Regions from separate parts of the Homo sapiens genome. Here regions 1 and 2 are each linked to region 3. Evidence: chromatin contacts called from ENCODE Hi-C or POLR2A ChIA-PET data. All regions are on one chromosome and are shown on one strand. The core of a region is the stretch at or near the end of the contact, and the rest is flanking DNA. Distances in the headings are between cores, read along the strand shown. Region 1 has its middle 14 kb from the start of FIGNL1. Region 2 overlaps IKZF1 (IKAROS family zinc finger 1). Region 3 has its middle 98 kb from the start of IKZF1.

Region 1 (2,973 bases), core at 137-2,636, 230 kb before region 3:
TGTTATATATATATGTAGGTTTTTCATCCAGGGTTCTTTGGCTCATAACTCCCACAGCCCTTACACAGTCTTGTTATAATGTTGGATGTGTTAGGCCTCAGGTAGGCCTCTGGTGTTCTGCCCTCCTTCCACTCTAATATTCTCCCACCTTTCTGATTGTGGGTCTTAAGACTCAAAATTCCAAGAGGACAGGGTTCAGAGAGCTTCCCAATAGCTGAACATGTGGAGGTTCCGGGAGAGTGGTGTGCCCAGGTAGGGCATGGAAGCTTCAAGCCTCTTCCCCCATACCTTGCCCTAGCGTTTCTTCGTCTGTATTTTTTCCAGTATAGAGCAATAAACTGGTGAACTAAGTGTTTCCCTGAGTTGTATGAACTGCTTCTGCAAATTTATTGAACCCAAAGAAGGGGTCATGGGAACTTTGAAGCTGGTTGGTCAGAAGTTCTGAAGGCCCGGACTTGGCGACTGGTGTGGAGGGGCAGTCTTGGGGACTGACCCCTCAGCCTGTGGGATCTGACACCATCTCTAGGTAAATAGTGTTGGAATTGAATTAGAGGACATGCAGCTGGTGTCTGCTGATGGGTGTATGGGGAATTAACCCATATTTGATCACAGAAGTCTTCTGTGTTGATGATTGTTGTGTGAGAGTAGAGGAAAAGTGCGGTTAGAGGGAGTTTTCTCTAAACAGTGTTAAGCAAGAATTGGGGATGGACTGAGACATACCTTGGTAAAGTCTCTGGGGAAAGAGAGCAAGAGAGCACAACCAAATAGGCAATCTATAAAAGACTAAGAATCAGAGTGTCAACTAAAGTGTCAAATAACATTAAATGCTGGAAAGTAACGGGGCTGAGTGCAGTGGCTCACGCCTGTAATCCCAACACTTTGGGAGGCCAAGGTGAGAGGATCACTAAAGGCCAGGAGTTTGAGACCAGCCTGGGCAACATAGTGAGACACCCATCTCTACAAAAAAAAAAAAAAATTAGCTGAGTATGGTGGCATATGCTTGTAATCCCAGAGACTCGGGAGGCTGAGGTAAGAGAATCACTTGAGCCTGGGAATTCAAGGCTGCAGTGAGTCATGATTGCACCACTGCATTCCAGCCTGGGTGACAGAGTGAGACCCTGTCTCTAAAAAGAAAATAATAATAATAAAACAGTGCTCACAAAGTTCTGGGGGCAAATAATTTTGAGATTAGAATTGTAGATCTAAGATGTCAAATGGGCGACTACAGTAAATTCTTGTTTAGATACAGTGGACCCCCAAATTATCATATATTCTTTCTGGGAAAGAAAGAGGAAAAGTCCCCTGAAGGATGCCTTAGGCAAATGAGAAATGAATCAGGATAAGGAAGTTAGCAAAAGGGAAGCTATAGTCCATGCCAAGCCACCATGAGCAAAGGAACCAGCAAACCCTGTGACTAATTAAGTCTAAATAATTTTTGACAATGTAGTTGCACAGTTTAATACAACTGTTAAAATGAATTCCTGAAATAAAAACATAACATTAAAAAAATGCAAAACTAAAATTCCAGAAGATTTCAACAAACGGATAAAAGATAAGAAAAATAAAGCAGCTGCTCACATTTTATTGTGTTATGTTTTGTTTGAGGGAGTTTGGCATATATTCGGGTAAGTCTTGATGTTGAGAGAAAGTATGTAGGTTCAGGCTTAGGACTGGGGCATTGAGGCTGACAGGTGGGGCCCATGGCAGGCACAGGGTGTTTGAAGTGAAGCCTGTGGGGTGGGTTGGGGTGTGTCAGGCTCTGGCCACATAACAGCAAGGGCAGAAGGCAGTCAGAAGGCCATGGGGTGAGGACATTGCAGGGAACCCTACTCAAGCCATGTGCTTTATCCACTAATATTTTTAAAATTTATGTATTTATTTTTATTTATTTTTTGAGACAGAGTCCCGCTCTGTTGCCCAGGCTGGAGTGCAGTGGTGTGATATTGGCTCACTGCAAGCTCCGCCTCCTGGGTTCACGCCATTCTCCTGCCTGTCTCCCGAGTAGTTGGGACTGCAGATGCCTGCCACCAAGCCTGGCTATTTTTTTGTATTTTTAGTAGAGACGGGGTTTCACCGTGTTAGCCAGGATGGTCTAGATCTCCTGACCTCGTCATCCGCCCGCCTCGGCCTCCCAAAGTGCTGGGATTACAGGCGTAAGCCACTGTGCCCGGCCTATTTTTTTATTTTTAGAGTATTTTTATATGGAATACTTCATGAATTTGCATGTCATCCTTGCTCAGAGGCCATGCTAATCTTCTCTGTATCATTCCAATTTTAGTATATGTACTGCCAAAATGAGCACATCCACTAATCTTTTAGAACAGTGACTAAGCAAACAATAAGATCACATTTTTTCCTAAAAGGATGATATTGTCAGGAGGCTTGGATGTTACTCTTCATAGAGGACAACAATAACAATAAGAAGTCAGGATTTTAGAGTAATATATCTATGGAGCACAGGAGTAGTTTAGTGTAATTTATCAACTGCAAGGGCTCTGAGTAGTTAGAAAAACAGGAATAATATGGTACAAAAACAAAGTAAATCCAGACTCAGAAATTCAGCCACTGCTCCCATTACTGAGCCCTATCATGAAGTTGGAACATATGATAATAACTAAATCAAAAAAAGGCAGCTACCATTTTGCCATGAAAATGACTTCAGTAGACATTTGTCTCATTAAAGAGAGGATACTCCCTCCTGTTTTCAGCAAATTACTGCTGAAATCCTTTGGACTGAATTAAACTAGGCAGACCTGGAACTGTCACAGATGTTGCCAAGACAATTATTGGAACTCCAAGAAAATGATAATTAACATATTACCTCTGAATAATGAGAACCACATATGAAATTTTAAACCTGGTAGCCATATTAAAATAGTAAAAGGAACCAGGTGAAATTAATATCCTATTTCAACATGTAATCAATATAAGAATTGTTTATGAGATACTTTATATAAATTTTTCTTCTTCGTA
Region 2 (3,191 bases), core at 182-2,681, 190 kb before region 3:
GAAAGTTCTGAAGGGAGAAGGGGCTGGGAGGTGTGGCAGGACCGAGTGAAGGTTGGGGAACCAGAGCCCTAGGTGGGGGCAGTGCTCGAGAGGTAGGCAGGAGGGGCAGGCAGAGGCCAGCTAGGCAGAGACTTTGTCTAAAGGAAAATGGAAACCACTGAAAGGTTTGAAGGAAGAAGTGGCCTTCTCATTCACTGTGGAAAGAACAGCTTGAAGAGGGGCAAAAGTGAGGGATAAGTCAAAACTTCCCCAATGTGCAGGTTATGGCTGATGATGGCTGGTGAGGGTGGTGGCAAGGGAAGGTCCCAACACCTTCCACGATGCACCTGACACTGAGGTCATCAGCTGGTTCTTACTAACAGAAGGATAAATTACTCTGTAATTCATACATTTACTAATAGTCCTTTTATAAAATCTGTGACCATTAAGAATTGTCCAGGAATATATGCCCCATTATACCATAAAGTACCTTTGAGTTTCATGTCTTATTTTGTAATGGATATGTATCATATAATAGCCTGGTTTCCATTCGTTTTCATCTACTGGTGGTCAGAAGTGGCACATACTCTGATTAGAGAAAAAAAACTTGTGCATGGCCAGTTACGCCCTCCCAGAAACAGAACAGGATGAAAACCCTATGAAGCTGATGGTAGGGACCAAAGAAGTGGTGTTTCTCTCCATTAAAGGTCAGAAAAAGTAATTGTATAGCACTGCTGAAACCACACAATTTTTTTGTTTCTGTTTTTGTGTTGAGCAGCTAAATGTCTTGTTACACTAACTCCAGAGAAGAATGAATCCATTCTAGTTTGTATCCAAGTCTATCCCTCTACCAAATCAAGGCAAGAAAAGGAGGGGAATGGACTTTGTAGCCAATTTTGCTAAATATAAAAGTCTTTACAGCCCCACCAAAAGGGTGCTTTCCCACCTAATCATCCTGTCTCTCCCCAAGTCATGGTTCTGTGGTTTCCCAAGCAACCACTGAAATCTGTTGTTTTCAAACTTGGTATCACAACAAATGGGTGTAGGAAAAAAATCAACATATATGCCAGATTACTGTGCCACATGAAAATTACCATAGAATTTCTCTTCCTTAATACCCAACAAAACAAGAAAAATAAAAACCTATAAATTTCTCTTAACAGCAATCAGCTAAAGGAACATGTCATGTATAGTCATAGAATATTATATATACACATAATTATATATAATATGCATTTCATTATGGCGTGTGTGAGAACACACATACACTCAAAGACTAGAAAGAAACAGAAAATTCTGACATGAGATGTAGGGCAAAGCTTTGCTGCTAATCTCATTTCCAAATCTTTAGGTGTGAGTCAAGAATAACCTCAGAATTTTCCCTCATAGCCTCATATCTATAAAGACATGATTCAGATAGGTATCTTTTCCCTGTTCTGATCAGAAAAGCATTTGAAACCTTGGCTGACAAGAATCAGATGAACATGGAGAAGTGAGCCCCTGCGGGCTCCCTGGGACAGAAGCAAAGTCCTCTGTGGTCTACACTGAAGGGGAAGATGGCCCAAAGCCCCAGAGAATCTCCTGTGGGGATGAAAGCATTCCCCAACTAGGTACAGTGCTGATGGCTTAGGGTATTTAACTAAATTTCAGATGAGGGAGAGAGAGCAAAGGAAAAGTATTTTAACAAAGGCTGCACTTTGCCTCACCAAACTCCTCCAACCCCATCTTTGGCATTCTTTCAGGATTTAGAAAACCCAATAGCTCTCACAGGAAAAAAAAATATAGTGGGAAGAAGGCTGAAATGTCAATCAAGCTATATCAGACCAACTAGAATAAGCAAGATGAAAAGAAATGTCAGGGTTACTAGGAAAATATTTTCTAGAAATACAGGGGAAGAAAGGAAGTAAAACACAGACCATAGAGTCCCTCCTAGGGGAAAAAATCGTTAATTCCAACAAGAGAGGAAATGCCTCATAATTGCTTCATAACATGGAATCAATTTTAAAAGTATTCAAAATAAAATGCAAAAGCAACAGAGTAAGAGGAAAAAAGAGATTTCGGGTCTCAGGAGACAAAATAAGGAGCAAAATAATATTATTATAAAATTAATGCATGGATTAAAAATAGCAAGTAATAGAACAGGAACTACTAAAAATTAAATTACTGACAGAGGAAAACCACAAGAGAACAGTGAGTAAATGTAAAAATAGACAAAGAAATAAACAAAAAACTTTAAGAACTGTTAACAGATATGGAAGACAAATTATCTAACATATGGACAACTGGTATCCCTCAACAGAGATCACAATAGATGGAACAAAACATATTTATATAAAAGAGAATTTCCCAGAAATAAAGAGAAAAAAAAGGGACTCTCTAGACAAAATGGCAGGAATTTTTTATTCCGAATGAATAGACCAAGATACATCCTAATTAGGGTATTTAACTTCAAGGTTAAATAAAGAACCCTCAGGCATTCAGGAATAAAATGCAAATCACCTTGAAGAAGAAACAGTTACACTAGACTTGATGTTTCCACAGCAACATTCAACAAGCAATGCCATCAGCAAAATCTAAAAAGTTCTCAAGGGAGAAAAAGAAAGAGTGGCCCAAGACCATAGACTCTGTCAAAATGCTCATCAAATACAAAGGCAACAGGCCAACATCCTCAAAAACAATACAATGATAGAAATAGAACATCTATAGAAACTTTTTTTTAAAAAAGTTGCTTGAATGTAAAGTCCAATCAATTAAGAGATTAATCAAAATAAACATAAATAAGAAGAAAAGGGCAGGGTCTGATCCTTGAATCTATTTAAATAGAGTTAGTAATAAATAACTAAACTACTATGAATTATGATTACAGAATAGAATGTGAATATTACAAAGCTGGACAATGTAAAAATAATAAGATAATGTGAACACTGGAACACTGAATGTGAACTGGAATACTGTCCTTATTTTTCAAAGCAGTGAGCCAGTAGATGCTGCTTAAATTGAAACAAATGGATTAAAAAAAATTCAAATTTCTTAATGTTTTTCATAGTACATATTTTTAATCTTAGAGGATCCTTTAAATATAATATTCCTTTATGTCAGAGGATATTTAAAATAAGCCGCTTCTCTAGTTTTGTTTGGGTCTTTTTTCACCTCTTGAATTTAAGGCATGTATGATAAGTTGGAATATTTATGAAAGTATTTATTTCATATTT
Region 3 (3,081 bases), core at 136-2,635:
CACAGCATCCCCCAGCGCGACAGGTCCCACTCACAAACCTCCCGGCCTACCCTAATTCTGGGAGTCAGAACCGACGTCCTTCCCAACTGAGTTTCCCACACCCCACCCAAGGCCGCCTCTCCATCTCCTCCCTGCCCTTCCCTCGGCCTGGAAGGGCCACTCCTTTCCCCCACGTCTTGCTCAAATGTCACTTCCTCAAAGAGGCCTTCCCTGGCCACACCCGCTGGCCCATGCCACTCAGCTGGAGTAAGTCTCTTGCCAGCACCAGTGGGAAAGAAAATATCCACATTCAGATTTTGTCTTTGCTGCTATTTCTGGTCAACTTTCTCTCATTGGAAGCAACGTTCCCTGAGGGGAGTTGGTTGGAGCCTCCCCAGTTTCAGCCCCAGTGCTGCAGCGATGCCAGCCGTGGAGTGGCCACAGGGTCAGCCCAGAATGAATGAGTTTGAGGTGAACAACCTCATACCCGCTTTTCCTAACCCCTCCTTTTTAAGCTCCTTGATGGAAAACTTTGCTCGTTACATCTCCTTGCTTCCATCTCTGCCTGCTCCAGCGCCTTCCTCTTCCCCTGCCACCCTCCCAGGAGCATGAGCTCCCCATACACTGTGCACCCCAGGGTGTTTCTGCCCAGGGGCAGGCTAACGTGCAGTGGGGGCTGCGGCCTAACGTGGACTAGAAGGCCTTGGGTCCTGGTGCCAGAGAGCTCACCTCTCCCTCCTTCCTCGGCATCGCGGCCTTCCCCATGGAGGTCCCATCATCTGCCGCTGCTGCTTTGTCTTAGAAAACTCAGGGACACTCACTCACTGCCCCTGCTTCATGCCCCTCGTGCGTCCACACCACACAGTGGCTTATAGGGTACCCACTCCACGAGGGAGCTTAGGCAGATCCTGATGGGACAGAGAAACAAAAGCAGGAGCCCATTTCCAGCAGCGTTGCGTTCCGGGGGGTTCCTCTCCTAATCCAGGGGACAGAGGAGCTCACCGGTGATACTGCTGTGAGGGGAGAGGTGCGGCGATAGAGGGTGCTGTGGGACTCCCCAAGGACCCCATCGGCCTGGTGGGGGCTGGGGGTGGGTAGCCTAAGGTCAATTCCATCCCAGATTTATCTGGCCCAGCTCATCAGTCCCAGGAGGGATGCCTGGTGCTTCCTTCTCTCGATCCCCCATTCTCCCCGAGCCCAGTCAACGCCTGTGCAATGTGATGAGTCGCTCCGTGTTTAGGGAAGCGACTCATCACGGGTCCAGCACCCTTCACAAGCTGCCCCGTGTTCCTTTTTAGCTTCACCCCCACCCCCCACTTTGCACACACTCTACACACTGCAACCTCAGCCGACTTCCGTGGCCAGCTATGCAGGGTCTTGTTGGCCAGGCTGCTCCTCTGCCTGGAATAACCTCATCTTCCTCCCTGGCAGGCAAGTGTGAGTCACACAGGGCTTCAAAACATACTAAAATGTCACCTTCTCTTTGAACTTACCTGCCCCTCTTCCTGGCTTGCCCTCCCCCATCCACAGCCGATGCTGTCTCCTTTTGAACTCCCGTCAACTGGGTAAGACTTTGGTGCTGGCACTGCCTAGGTACATCGTAATAAACAAGTGCTTATTCACAATAGCAAAACAAACCTGGAGCCCATCAACAGTGGACTAGGTAAGGAAAACATGATACCTATACACCGTGGAATACTACACAGCTGTAAAAATGATATCATGTCCTTTGCAGCAACATGGATACAGCAGGAGGCCATTATCCTAAGTGAATTAACACAGGAGCAGAAAACCAAATACCGCATGTTTTCACTTGTAAGAGGGAGCTAAACATTGGGCACACATGAACATAAAGATGGCAGTAACAGACATGGGGGACTACTAGAGAGGGAGGGAGGGAGGGAGGGGGAAAGACTGAAAAACTACCTATTGGGCACAATGCTCACTACCCAGCTGATGGGATCAATTGTACCCCAAACCTCAGCATCAAGCAATATATGCACGCAACAAACCTGCACGGGTACCCCCTGAATCTAAAATAAAAGTTGAAGTGAAAGACAGAAAGAAAGAAAAAGAAAGAAAGAAAGAAAGAAAGAAAGAAAGAAAGAAAGAAAGAAAGAAAGAAAGAAAAGAAAGAAAGAAAGGAAGAATGAGAAAGAAGGAAGGAAGGGAGAGAGAGAAAGAAAGAAAGAAAGAAAGAAAGAAAGAAAGACAGACAGACAGACAAACAAGTGCTCCGCGAGCTCCAGGAGGGCAGGAGCTGATTTCATTCCCTGCAAATCCTTGTGCCTGGCTGGGTGCCAGCACACAGTGGGTGCTCAAAACATGTGGGCTGATGGAAGAAGAGAATTTGCTTCCATCACTACAACTGTGAAGTCCTTTAAGATAGCAATGTGATAGACTTGACCCCTGTAGAAAGCAGAGCCACGCTGAATAGAATCAGCTGATTTTTTTTTTTTTAACATCTGGCGAATGATTTCATGGGATCTGGCCTCAGTTTCCTCCCTGAGAGCGTGATGCGGGATTCTGTCTGTGGGCTCCGCATTGGTTGATTCAAGGACCTGGTCAGTACTGCCATCTGGTGGCCGTTTACCCCATTTGCAGATTGGGCTCTTAAAAGCTCCAGCACAGTAATTCTGCAATCATTATTATTTATTTATTTTGGTAAAATTCCCATTTTTTTCCCAACTCACAGGGGAAGAAAAAATACTTTTAGTGTGAGAGGGAGAGGATTTCCTCACCATTATTTCCCTCCTAAAATCCCACCCCCACCCAGACCTGCACAGTCCACAAGGAGAGCCCATGACGAATAGCCTGGCCTTGGTGGAAACCCACGGCACTCTCTGGCTGTCTGCACTTATGCATCTCCGAGGAGAGCAGAGATCGCCTTATCAGACCTCCCGCAGCGAGGTAAGCTTCAACTCCAAGGTCAGGAGCAGCTCAGGCTAGGAGTGGGCCAGCGACCCATTCTGTGCTCTGCTGCAGGCCCCTAAATGCAGCATTTGATTTCTCTTAGGACAAAATGAAGGCTTGTTAAATATATATATATATTTAAAAGGCAAGCACAGCCAACCAGTGCCACTCTCATTGCTTTATCTCTCC

What was found. Hi-C counts contacts between places; a loop is a spot of excess contacts on that map. ChIA-PET counts read pairs that join two places held with the same protein, here RNA polymerase II (POLR2A). Pooled maps may share reads with other maps.
Region 1: a loop to region 3 is called in a map of GM12878, with 2.6 times the contacts of the local background. The contact joins two enhancer-like sites. A Hi-C loop is called at or near these places in 4 of 168 maps with a recorded cell type or tissue (GM11168, GM12878, psoas muscle and 1 more) and 6 of 50 pooled maps. POLR2A ChIA-PET finds 5 or more read pairs at or near these places in 5 of 52 experiments (A673, CD4-positive, alpha-beta memory T cell, OCI-LY7 and 1 more).
Region 2: a pooled map shows a loop between it and region 3 (4-fold over the local background). The contact joins two enhancer-like sites. A Hi-C loop is called at or near these places in 10 of 50 pooled maps. POLR2A ChIA-PET finds 5 or more read pairs at or near these places in 7 of 52 experiments (CD4-positive, alpha-beta T cell, CD4-positive, alpha-beta memory T cell, GM12878 and 4 more).

Annotation. Positions count from the first base shown.
Region 1 is chr7:50,434,709-50,437,681 of GRCh38, reverse strand. It overlaps the pseudogene RNU6-1091P. Among named protein-coding and RNA genes, the nearest start is that of FIGNL1, 14 kb to the left of the region's middle. Within about 2 kb of position 1,386, at least 3 of the 41 ENCODE cell types and tissues checked have a DNase peak (open chromatin) inside an H3K27ac peak, as active enhancers do.
Region 2 is chr7:50,395,256-50,398,446 of GRCh38, reverse strand. The region is part of intron 7 of IKZF1 (IKAROS family zinc finger 1); the gene reads right to left. Among named protein-coding and RNA genes, the nearest start is that of FIGNL1, 53 kb to the left of the region's middle. Within about 2 kb of position 1,431, at least 5 of the 41 ENCODE cell types and tissues checked have a DNase peak (open chromatin) inside an H3K27ac peak, as active enhancers do; they include CD4-positive, alpha-beta T cell, where a contact is called at or near this core.
Region 3 is chr7:50,205,000-50,208,080 of GRCh38, reverse strand. No RefSeq gene overlaps it. Among named protein-coding and RNA genes, the nearest start is that of IKZF1, 98 kb to the left of the region's middle. RefSeq lists a silencer at 1,233-1,282 and enhancers at 589-1,518, 2,299-2,478. Within about 2 kb of position 1,385, at least 6 of the 41 ENCODE cell types and tissues checked have a DNase peak (open chromatin) inside an H3K27ac peak, as active enhancers do; they include CD4-positive, alpha-beta T cell, where a contact is called at or near this core.